2 separate regions of the Homo sapiens genome follow, and region 2 is linked to region 1. A link is a loop called in an ENCODE intact Hi-C map of the cell type or tissue named here. Cell type or tissue: mammary epithelial cell. All regions are shown on one strand. Each heading gives the region's core, and the rest is flanking DNA. Links, peaks and the distances in the headings are about the cores only. Region 1 has its middle 420 kb from the start of SPATA31D1. Region 2 has its middle 370 kb from the start of SPATA31D1.

What was found. Peaks named below come from ENCODE experiments on the same cell type or tissue, not always from the same donor. Only the 100,000 strongest peaks of a DNase experiment are listed, where the experiment ranks them.
Region 2: it touches region 1 in a loop (2.1-fold over the local background); 3 of 110 quality-filtered maps call a loop at or near these places.

What each region holds. Positions count from the first base shown.
Region 1 is chr9:82,407,153-82,412,537 of GRCh38, forward strand. No RefSeq gene overlaps it. Among named protein-coding and RNA genes, the nearest start is that of SPATA31D1, 420 kb to the left of the region's middle. In mammary epithelial cell, for the core only: no CTCF peak of the experiment used is centred there; a DNase peak (open chromatin) is centred at 3,369.
Region 2 is chr9:82,351,428-82,356,812 of GRCh38, forward strand. It overlaps a transcript of LOC105376107 not described here. Among named protein-coding and RNA genes, the nearest start is that of SPATA31D1, 370 kb to the left of the region's middle. In mammary epithelial cell, for the core only: no CTCF peak of the experiment used is centred there; a DNase peak (open chromatin) is centred at 3,004; H3K27ac peaks cover 2,098 bases.

The DNA.
Region 1 (5,385 bases), core at 317-5,316:
TATTTTTCTTGTGTCCTTAGGTAGAAAAGCAATAGCTAAATAGAAAGGGCTGGTGCCTGGCTAGGAGGAAAACAGAAGCAAACTATGGGATGAAAGAGACCCTCATCTTTAAGCACTAGGGATTTCTCCTGGAGGAAGAAATATTCAGTTAAACACTTTACATGTATTTAGATTTGGGTTTAGTGGTTTTTGCAGTTGGGAATCACATATCTTGATTTTTAACCCTTCAAATTCTGGGAAAACACTTACCATAGTTCTATCATTGGTATTACCTTTATCTCAACCCAAATTGTTTGCATAGGAAACCAGGCATGGTTTTGATGATGGGCTGAGGGAAGGAAAGGAGAAGGAAGCCAGGAAACTAGAATGAGAAGGAGCACTATAAAGTGAGAATGGAGAACAATCTAGCTGACCTTCTCCCAGCCCTTTGAAGTAAGAGTGGAGTTACAGACAGAACCACTTTTGCTGGCAAAACTGCCACGGCTTTTGGAGAAGCTCAACAAGCAGGAGTGAAAGGATTTATTCTGTTGATGGAGAGTCTGAGCTCTTCAAGTCAAGAGGCAAGTAGGGAGGTAAGATAAAAAGAACATATTCTTGTGTGGAAGGAGGCTAAAAAAGTCATTGCCAGGCTGTGATTGCCAGGATGACTATCAGGAGCTCTCAGTGGAGATAAGAATTTGCAAGTAGTCTCTAAACTTATTTCATTGGTCTACTGAATGCCATACAGTCCACCAGGGGCTGTCTGCATCTGGACCTCAAGTCTTTATTTTTCTTTCTTTCTTTCTTTCTTTTTTTTTTTTTTTGAGACGGAGTCTTGCTCTGTCACCCGGGCTGGAGTGCAGTGGCGTGATCTCAGCTCACTGCAACCTCCACCTCCCAGGTTCAAGTGAATCTCCTGTCTCAGCCTCCCAAGTAGCTGGGACTACAGGTGCAAGCCCCCACATCCTGCTAATTTTGGTATTTTTAGTAGAGACGGAGTTTCACTGTATTGGTCACGCTGGTCTCAAACTCCTGACCTCAGGTTATCCACCCATCTCGGCCTCCCAAAGTGTTGGGATTACAGGTGTGAGCCACCGCATCTGGCCCTCGAGTCTTGATCACTGTTGATAGCATTCTGAGTCCTTGGGGGCCTTTGCATCTTCTCTCTTTGGGGGGAAGAATGCAAAAAGGATCTGCAGCAAAAAATACTGGGTCTTGATAACTTTGCTTGATGAAGCAAGGAGGAAGATATAAGGTCAGAAATAATTGCGCATTTACACGCCTAGAAGAAATGTCAGGAGAGCAAGCTTGTGTTGGCAAGGAAAAAAATATGCCTTGATTTGCATGTACTAAGTTTAATGGGTCCTAAATTGTGTGATTTTTCTTCCCAAACTACCTACATGGTTCTTCTCACCCAGTCTAATGTCCTTATGCTGATGTTCTGGTGCTACACATTAAGGAATAGCTATGATTGGTGTCACCTGGGCCAGACAGATACTGATCACCAGAAAAGTGGATGCAGTACTCAATTTGATGTGGAGCTTCAAACATTAGCCTCTTAACTGAAGTATGTTTAATTTCTTTGGTGAATCATTAAAATTCAAGGCCAATCTATAAAATTAGCTTCTATTACTACATCACAGTTGTACTTTTATTAAGTTAGAAAGCCTCATAACTATCTTCTGCCAGAATCTCAGCTGTTAAGAAGAGAATTTAAACCTTCCAATTTCTTCTCCCTTCTACCATTCACTCAGGCCCTCCATGATCATAATATTGATTTCATGACCTTATTTCCTCTTCTAAAGAGATACCGTCTTAACAGTGCTCTCTTTGGCCATCACTGTTACTGATGCTTATATTTATATAGCTGTATTAAAATATTAGATTGATGCTTTTGCGTTGTCCTGGATTCACAAAGCATCATCCAGAAGAAACAATCTAACAGGAGTGGTAATGTCCCAATTTTTTAAATCAAAATCCTAAGTTCAATTGAAACCCAATGGCCCCATAAGACCACTTATGTGTGGCATAACCAGAACTGAAATTGGTTTTCTGATCCCTAGACTGATGATTTTTTTTTTCATGTTGCCACTTTCGGACTCAACTCCAAAGCTCAAGAACCACTAAGATTGTAAAGACAATGACAATCTTATCTCTCTCTGGAAGAAGATGCACAATTCCCAAATTAACTCCGATGTAATGTAGGAAGACTTTTATTCGTCCTCGAGGGAAGAAAGTTTTTACATTTAACCCAAAGAGATTGAAAAACACTAGACTTTGCTAACAGCTCTCCATAACTTCTATACAAATCATATGAGCCTATTTCTAAGAATACTTATATCTGGCTGTCACACTTGATTTCTTCCTCTCAGAAGTAGAGTGGCTTTCTTTTGTAATCCTCAAATCACTTTGCTTCCCACTCTGAAAAGTCACGAGCAGGGCAATAGTTCCACAACATAACTAGTGGTTGAGAAACACAAGGCCATGCTGCAGTACTTCCCGAGTTTCAGGAATACTAGTCATAGTCCTGGGAGTCTCCCTGACCTGAAAATTTCATTGAAGAGTAGCTGACATTGTTAATTTAACCTCCTCCTCTTTATCCAGTATGGCAACTTCATGCAACAACAACAAATTCCAGGGACTTGCCAGTGTGGTGATTTTTATAAAGATGAGTTGTTGACAAATGTAGTAGTTTTCTTCCTCCTTATTAAACAAGACCTAGGCTAGATCTCCTATAGCTAATGTGTTGACACTCTAGTGTGAAGCACTCTGTTGAGCACTTCTAACACAGCAATCAGAAAAACAAATTATCCCCTGAGTAGTCCCCCTTACTAGCAGGTAAGAATATAAAAATACATTTGCTTTTTCCCAGTGGTTAATTTTCTGTTCCTCTGGAGATCAATATCTATTTACATTTACTTACCTAAGGAGAGAAAGGCTAGAAATTTTTCAGAGGACAAGGTTAGAGGTCAGGAAATTATTCAGTTGCATTCAGAAACTTCTAAGAAACACTTGAAACATTTGACATGTTGAAGCCAAGCTCAACAGCTCAAACAAGATAAATCTTATTCTGACTTATCAATATGAAGGAAAAACTATTAGCTTTGACAAAGTCATTGCTAAAAAGTATTCCAAAGCTGAAAATTTGGACATGTCATTGTCCTCCTAAAAGTTTTCCATATCTTTCTATCACCTATAGGATAAAACCTAAACTCTATAACATCATTTTCATAATCTGGGCTTCATCCATCTGTTCACTTGCATCTCTTGTCATCAAATCTCCCCACTCTACTGTATTTAAGAATTTACAATTCTCTGAATACTCTGTGTGTGGGCCTCTGGGTATTTGCTTATGCTATGCCTTTTGCCTGGAATGACTCATCACCTTGCTCAACTGGAAAACACCTACTCTTCTTTCTAAATGCAACTCAAATGACACCTGCTTAATGGAGTCTTTCCTGCCTTCTCCAGCTGACATAGAGGATCCAAGATAGGTTATACACAACTCTACCCTGATCATTATCATCATCCTCTATTAGATTTGTCTCTTTCCTGGCTGTCTTTATCCCAGAAGGCAACCTCCTTACGAGTAGGTATCATATGAGAGAATAAATGATTGTGTCCTATTCCCAAAATGATTCCCTCTATATACGTACTCCCAAAGGTGGGAAAGTATAGGTAACCAATGACTCTCACGTGTACTTCTTCTTCAGTAAAATGTTTACTGTCTTCAGTAAGTCTTTGCTTTTTGAGGTGAGCATTAACTTAAGACCTAGATTAAAACCAAAGCAGGTCATGAACTGTTGTGGTCATTCTCTTACACTTTGCCCACACTTCCTATCAAACTCCTGCCTCTGTTCCTCCTTCTCCATGTCAACCCTTGCCCAGAGTGACAACAGTAGAAAATGTCTTTCTAACCTCAGAGTAACAGTCAAAGGTAGCTAAGATTTCATAATCTCCCAACATGATGACAAAAAACACACAGGTAAAAGCATGCTTTATAGACATATGAATCCTAAGTAAACCTTAAATGTTTTTCTATTCACCTCCCTCCTTCTCTCTTGCATTTTTGGAATTAGTCCAAATTCCTTTTGAGATTACCTTGATCTTTAAGTCCTCAAACACATCTAAAACTTGTCTTGCTTCATCTGGTATAGTTTCTTTTTCATGACATTATAAGAATCAACTAAAATTTCAAGAGTCCAGAATGTTGCAGCTGAAGCACTTTCATATTTGAAAAAAGCATAATCACAATTCTTTCCCCATATGCTACCTTCTCAGCAGGGCTATTTTTTTCACCCTCAGAAATGTATAGTGTCAGAATTCCTCAAATAAGTTAAGAGTTGAGAATCAAACTCAGAATGATCCTGTCACTACATTCCAGAGGGAATGCCTCTTTGCCCAGGTCCCTGGAATCTCCCATTTCCAATTCTGTGCTGTAGACCTGGAACAAGCTTAAAGAACCACTGTTCAAAAAGGATACAGGTATCTATTTTCATTCAATTCAACATGTGGTCTGAGATGCATATCTGAAAGCATAGTTTAAAATTTTTTTTTGGTCTTATGATATTTAAAATTTTCTTGAGACCATCTGGAAAGAGGTTTCCCTTTAACAATGTCAGTCTTTCTCCACATTTCTCTAGTTATTGCTTCCTTTCTGTCTGTCCTTCCAATATTTCTAGGCTGTGGTTGGAAAGGCATTTTTTTCCTTTTATACTTAACATTTGGTGAACTTTTCCTCAGGTTACACAAGGTGCGGGTGAGGGTGGAGGTGGCTTTCGCTTTCTCAGCCCTGACCCCTCCAGCTCACACATCCTAGGTTTCTGTTCTTTCTAAGTACCTCTTCTCAGTTTCTTCCAGAACAGCCTGGATCCATATCTGCTTCACCTTGGTAACTTGAACCTTTGATGGATCTTGGGGAATAAGCAGCTCGTACTGTGAACTCTGATACCTTTTACATAATAGCATATCAATAAATGCTTGAATGAGGGAAAAAGTGAATGACTTTCACTAATTATGAATTTCTTTCCTTGAGCTGTTTGCCTCTGACTTTTTATATATTCTGAAAGGGAATACTACGTCTATATTTACTAAGTCCTTTCTCTCATTTTGTTACTTTTTATCTGGTAAGAGAGCATTGATTGGGGAAATTCTTTAATATAAAAAGGTGTAAAAGAGGTGATGATATAGAAACAACTATATGCATCCCCAAGTGTGCAGCAAGAGTGAGGACTGATTTGACATTGAAATGCTCTATGTCTATAAAATTCACTCATTAGAAGGCTTTTATCTTGAGGCTGTAATACCTCGAATTAGCATAACTTTGAAGTCTTCCTTCTATGAAGCTGCCCAAGTAAGTGATTCTCAGTCTTTGCAAGTCATCTTTTAGCCATGGCTTTGTTAAAG
Region 2 (5,385 bases), core at 180-5,179, 56 kb before region 1:
TGGTAATAGTACTCTAGTCATAGACCTGTATGTAATATGCTGAGAGGTAAATGCTATATGGGTGCTCAACACTTTCAACACCTCACCCAGATAAAGCTGCCCAAACTGAGAGCCATAGGAAATGTCAAGGTTCTGGCTGTAGCTCCTTGGCTTTTTCACTCTGCATGCTGAAGACTGCTGTGACAACCACCAGCCTGAAGACTTTTTCAGCTCACAGGTTGGCCTGCCTGAAAGACAGGTCAGAAGTTCTGAAGAGGTAGTGTTCCTGAAATAAACCCTAAGCCAAAGACAGAAAGGATTATGGTGGATATTCAGCTCCCTTATCGTTCAGTTGAGATGAATCTGGGGTATGTTCCAAACTGTCTCCTGAGGCACCCCAGTGGGATTAAGCTCCAGTTACCCACAATGGTAACTGTTTACTGGCTTTCTTTCCTTTCTTTCTTCCTTTCCTCACTACTCAATTTCTTTACTGTTGTTTTCTGGGATCACCTTGCAAATAAACTACTTGCACTTGAATCCTTTTATCGAGATCTGCTTCTGGGAGAACCCAAATCACGGCAGGTTTCGTGGATTTTTTGGAGTGTCATAAATAACTATTGAATTGGATGCATTATTTTTAAAAATTTCATTGAGACAATATACACTCTTTGGAAACTTTAAAAGGCTAGTACAAGTTTTTATGCTTCTGTGTTTGTTATTGTTTTAGTGAGAAAAGATCTGGACTTAGAGGACTCAAGTTGCTGCTAACTAGCTGTATTTTTTTAAATCTCTGTTTTAACATATGATACTATGTACACATTATTGTAATAATTAGTTAATATATGTAAAATGGTTCCAAAAGGCCACATTTCACTGGGGTTTTGTTTTGGTTTTGAAATTTTTGCAAGTTGACATGGCTTCTTCATTTCTCATTACACAACATAGAGGATTCATTAATATTAAAAAGAGAACTAATTTGTCTATATTGTTATGACCTATCTTCGGTTATTCAATTTTGATTATCATTTCCATTTCAACTTTTCAACAATCTTATCTTCCTTGCCATTTTGGCAGTCACCTGAAAACCTAGCCAAGGTTTGGATGTCTTGTGGAAGCAGGGCAATGGATTTTGGAGCGGTGTATTTTAGATCCTGGTCTTTAAGCTCTAAGTTGTAAATTGCATGAGACATTTCAATTAATAATGTTAAGAATTTTTTTTTTTCCATTATATAAGCAATTCATGTACTGTTTGACTAATGCTTATGCCAAGTATGAGTTTACCAAACTACTAAGCCACAGGCAAATTCAAACCTTACAGCCTTTTCCTGTGATTCAAAAATAATGAAAATAAATATATATTCATAAAAAGTAAAGGAACATTACATTGCTTGCTATATTAGCTAGTTCAAAAAGCACTTTTCATTAAAACATTTAACTACTCACTTTAAAAAAATTAAATTTAGCTGGGCATAGTGGCATGCCTCTGTAGTTTCTCCTACTTGGGAGGCTGAGGCAAGAAGACCACTTGAGGCAGGGAGTTTGAGACCAGCCTGGCGCAAGATGGCAAGATCCTGCCTCTAAAGAAAAAAGAATTACATTTAAAAAGTTAAAAAAAGATGCAAAATGGCAATATAAATAATAGGGGGAATGGCTTAATTGCTACCATTGAAAGAGAACAGCAATTGATATTTTGATCTTCTTTCTATTTTATATATAGGTTTTGTTGTTTTTTTACTGGGTTGATTTTATCATGTAATGTGTATTTCACCATCATGCACATATCTAAGTGTATGTCTGGGGGGTTAATCAGCATGTATGTCTCAGTGCAAAGCACTTTCTTCCAGGTTCTCATTCGCCTTTTAGCTTCTCTTTTTCCAGTCTGGTTTCCTGCCCCTAGCCCCACCCCTACCTCCTAACTTCTCAGGTTGTCATCCATACAGCAACCAAGTGCCTGAGTTTTGTCATTTTGGTACCAGAGCTACAGTCTGGAGACTCTGCTTCTTTAGGCAGCCTGACTGCTTCTCATCCCTGGTGCTATGATGGCAACTTTGGGATGTATTTCTCCCTTCTTTCCTTCCCTTTCCCTTAGACAGGGATTTATGAAGTGAGGTTATTAGGAAAGGGCAAGGTCCCTGTAGGGCCCTGCCAGCTCCACTCTTCCCTTTAAAATTAGATATCCATTTTTTAAAACTTATAATTTTAAAAAATGGTTATAAGCATCAATACAACAAGGTGACTGGTGGGGTAGAATTTTAAAATATGATGTAACCTCTTCTTGTTCTAGAGGTTAAGCCAGCAAGTCAGCTTAGGACATATTTTTCTAATCGTGGGGGGAAATGGCCTGGCTTACCTTAGTTACATAACCATGTGTGCAGCCTGTTCTGGCATTTACATGCCCCTCCCTGAAACAAAGCAGAGGATTCTGGTTTGAGCAACGTTTTCCTTCCTTTCCTCCCTACCCTTCCTCACCCTACCTTTTGTGAAGGTTGTGAATCAGTTTTTCATAAGAAGTCTAGAAGCCTTGTGAGAGTGAAGAGACTCCAACCCCAGCTGTTTCTCCTTAAGATTCAACATTAGAGAAATTTGGAAGGAACCACAGTGTTCCTGACTGAGACCTCTTGGTGGGAAAGGAACATGACAATGATAGATGAGAACATACAGTGAGAGATAGGAAGTTGGGGCTTCCCGAAGTTTCCAAAAGGATCTAAGACAGGTCTGTCTTTGCCAGACCCTGTACTGAGCCTTCATATGGTCCCAGCCGTGGCCAGCCTAGTTCTGACATCGCGACTGGGCAACAGTGGGATGGCTCAGCGTTTGAAATGAGTGGTGACCTCCATGGTGGCCTCAGGATCTAAATGTACAAGGGCTTCACTGTAGCTGTGGACCCTTGTCCAGTGTCTGCAGACCCTGAAGTGACAATGCCAACAGTGCTGCCTCTGACTCATGGTTCTCTCACATTTAGAAGAGTCATCGAAGTCCTTTGGTCTACATCATTGTGATTGAGGGGATATGGGATACCAAACTGCCTGCCCACACAGGCTTCTGGGGTTTTACATGATTCATTAGAATAATAAAAAGGATGTGGCTACGTTTATACCTCCAGGCTGGTGAAGTAAGTCACTATTACTCAAGCATTCTTCATGTTATTACAAACATTAATGCCTGCCTAGCCATGTACTGAGAGAGTGTACTATATTTTATTTTCTAATTTCTCCTTTATTGGAAATTTAACTCTTTTGCATGAGACATTTCTGGTAGAACCTAGTATTTGTTTTAGCACTATTAGTGTAATAGTAGTAGGCATATATTTTCTAGTTGCTAAAAATATGCAGCTCCAAACATTATTTTTTGGGGTGTGAAGTTAACTTCCTTCTCTTGTATTTGAGGGGCATTAGGGGGTTTTGTCAAGAGTGGGGCATGAGGGAGAGGAGGCTCAGAGAACTAAGAGTGTACACCATGCTTGCTGGTCCCGGGTTCTCAAAGGCATCTTTGACCAGAAGGGGGGTCAAGGATAGTACTATCTGTTGGGAGGAAGCCACACATCCAGTGGATGTAAAAGAGCATGACTGTCCCCAGTGAGACCCTAGTAATAAGCAGGGCATGGCACATGGTAGGTGCTTGGTACTTACTCTTTTTTAATTTTTGGATGGTTGAATATTTCCACTAAGCATTCAGAGAACAGATTATAAACCTATGTAAGCATTCCAGAATTATAAGATTAGACTTGCATAAAGTTGCCATGTAATTTAAAAAATGCTCTTTAACCTATGGAAAGGTTTTTTTTTTCCATGAAAAAATTGGTAATGATATGTACACTAATCTATATAAAGAGCATAAGATTATAATACAAATAAATCCATGTGATTCCTTCCCGTGTGATGTTATGTTGTTTCAAGATAATATTTTTCCCCATAGTGGTTATGTGATCTTCTATATCTGGATGTAAACAACAACAATAACAACAAAAAGAAACAAAAAAACACTCATGCCAAAGGAAATAATGACTATAGCTCATGGTGGTGAATGATACTTTGGGGGAGATAGGAAACTACCTTAGACCTGTACTTCTGAGTGCACATTATTACTTTTGCTTGATTTCCCTCTAACTTCTATTTATTTGAGAACCATGATCAAATGAGACCACAGGCACCACTTTCAATTACAGAGATTAAGGAAATATAGCATGAGTTTTGTTTTGTTTTATTTTTCTAGAGGACATTTGCCCTATATTCTTGGAAAATGGCAGCCTGTGGAATAATTTGTCTGGTCAGGCCCCAGCTACTTTGCCTTGAAAGGGGAACCCATTAGGAGTAGCTGCCTTACAAATCCTGGCTCTGAGTCCATCTTTTAAAATTTCAGTTTATTTTTATTTTTTAAAAATTTTGTTTTTCCTATTTATTTGTTTATTTTTGAGACAGGGTCTCACTCTGTGGCTCAGGTCAGAGTGCAGTGGTGCAATCACAGCTCACTGTAGCCTCAACCTCCCAGGCTCAAGTGATCCTGTCACCTCAGCCCCTGAATAGCTGGGTCTACAGGTGTGTGCCATCATGTTGGCACACGTTGGCTAATTTTTAAATTTTTTTGTACAGACTGTGTTGCCCAGGCTGATCCCAAACTCCTGGGCTCAAGCAGTCCTTTCACCTCAGTTTCCCAAGTAGCTGGGATTACAGGCACACGCCACCATGCCCAGCTGTATTTTTTTATTGATTTACATTTTTTTTTGTAGACACCAGAAAATAAATTTTCTTCCACAACATAGAGATTGGATTTAAAAGTTCTTTTTTTGCTTTTTTTTTTAGATGTTTAAAGGAAACTGATTAAACAATGAGATAAAGCTCTAGACATAAGATAAATGGTAATAAAAACAGTATCTTAAAAGGGATTAGTTATCTGCAATCAACAGAGCGCATTTAACGTATATTATCACATTTGAATCAGAGAACAGCCCCCTGAAGCCAGGTGGGGAAGCATTTTGCTCCTCTTTTCATAGTGGAAGGAACTGACACTCAAAAAATTTAGGGGTTGTGTCCATGACAATAGAAGTTGTAACTGCAGATTAGAGTTCCAGTTTTCTCACTCCCCTTTCTGCCTTTTTTTCCCCACTTCACCATGTTGCTGTTGAAGGTGCCAGAGTCTTGGAATTTTTATGTCTTTTTCTCAAGAGTCATTCATAGTCCCAGAATATCTTTGCAAGGGAAATGAATGACCCTTCTGAAATTTAGAGCCACTCACATATTTATGTCATCAGTATAGCTCCATTTACAAACTCTTACAAATAACATGAAAGCTTGAGGCATTCCTTTTATTTTATTTTTCTCTTCCTTTCTGTCTTATACATGTCCAGAGGCACTCTTTTTGGTGTCATTTCCTAAGGGAAAAGAACATAGAAATTCTTGTTCTTCCTCA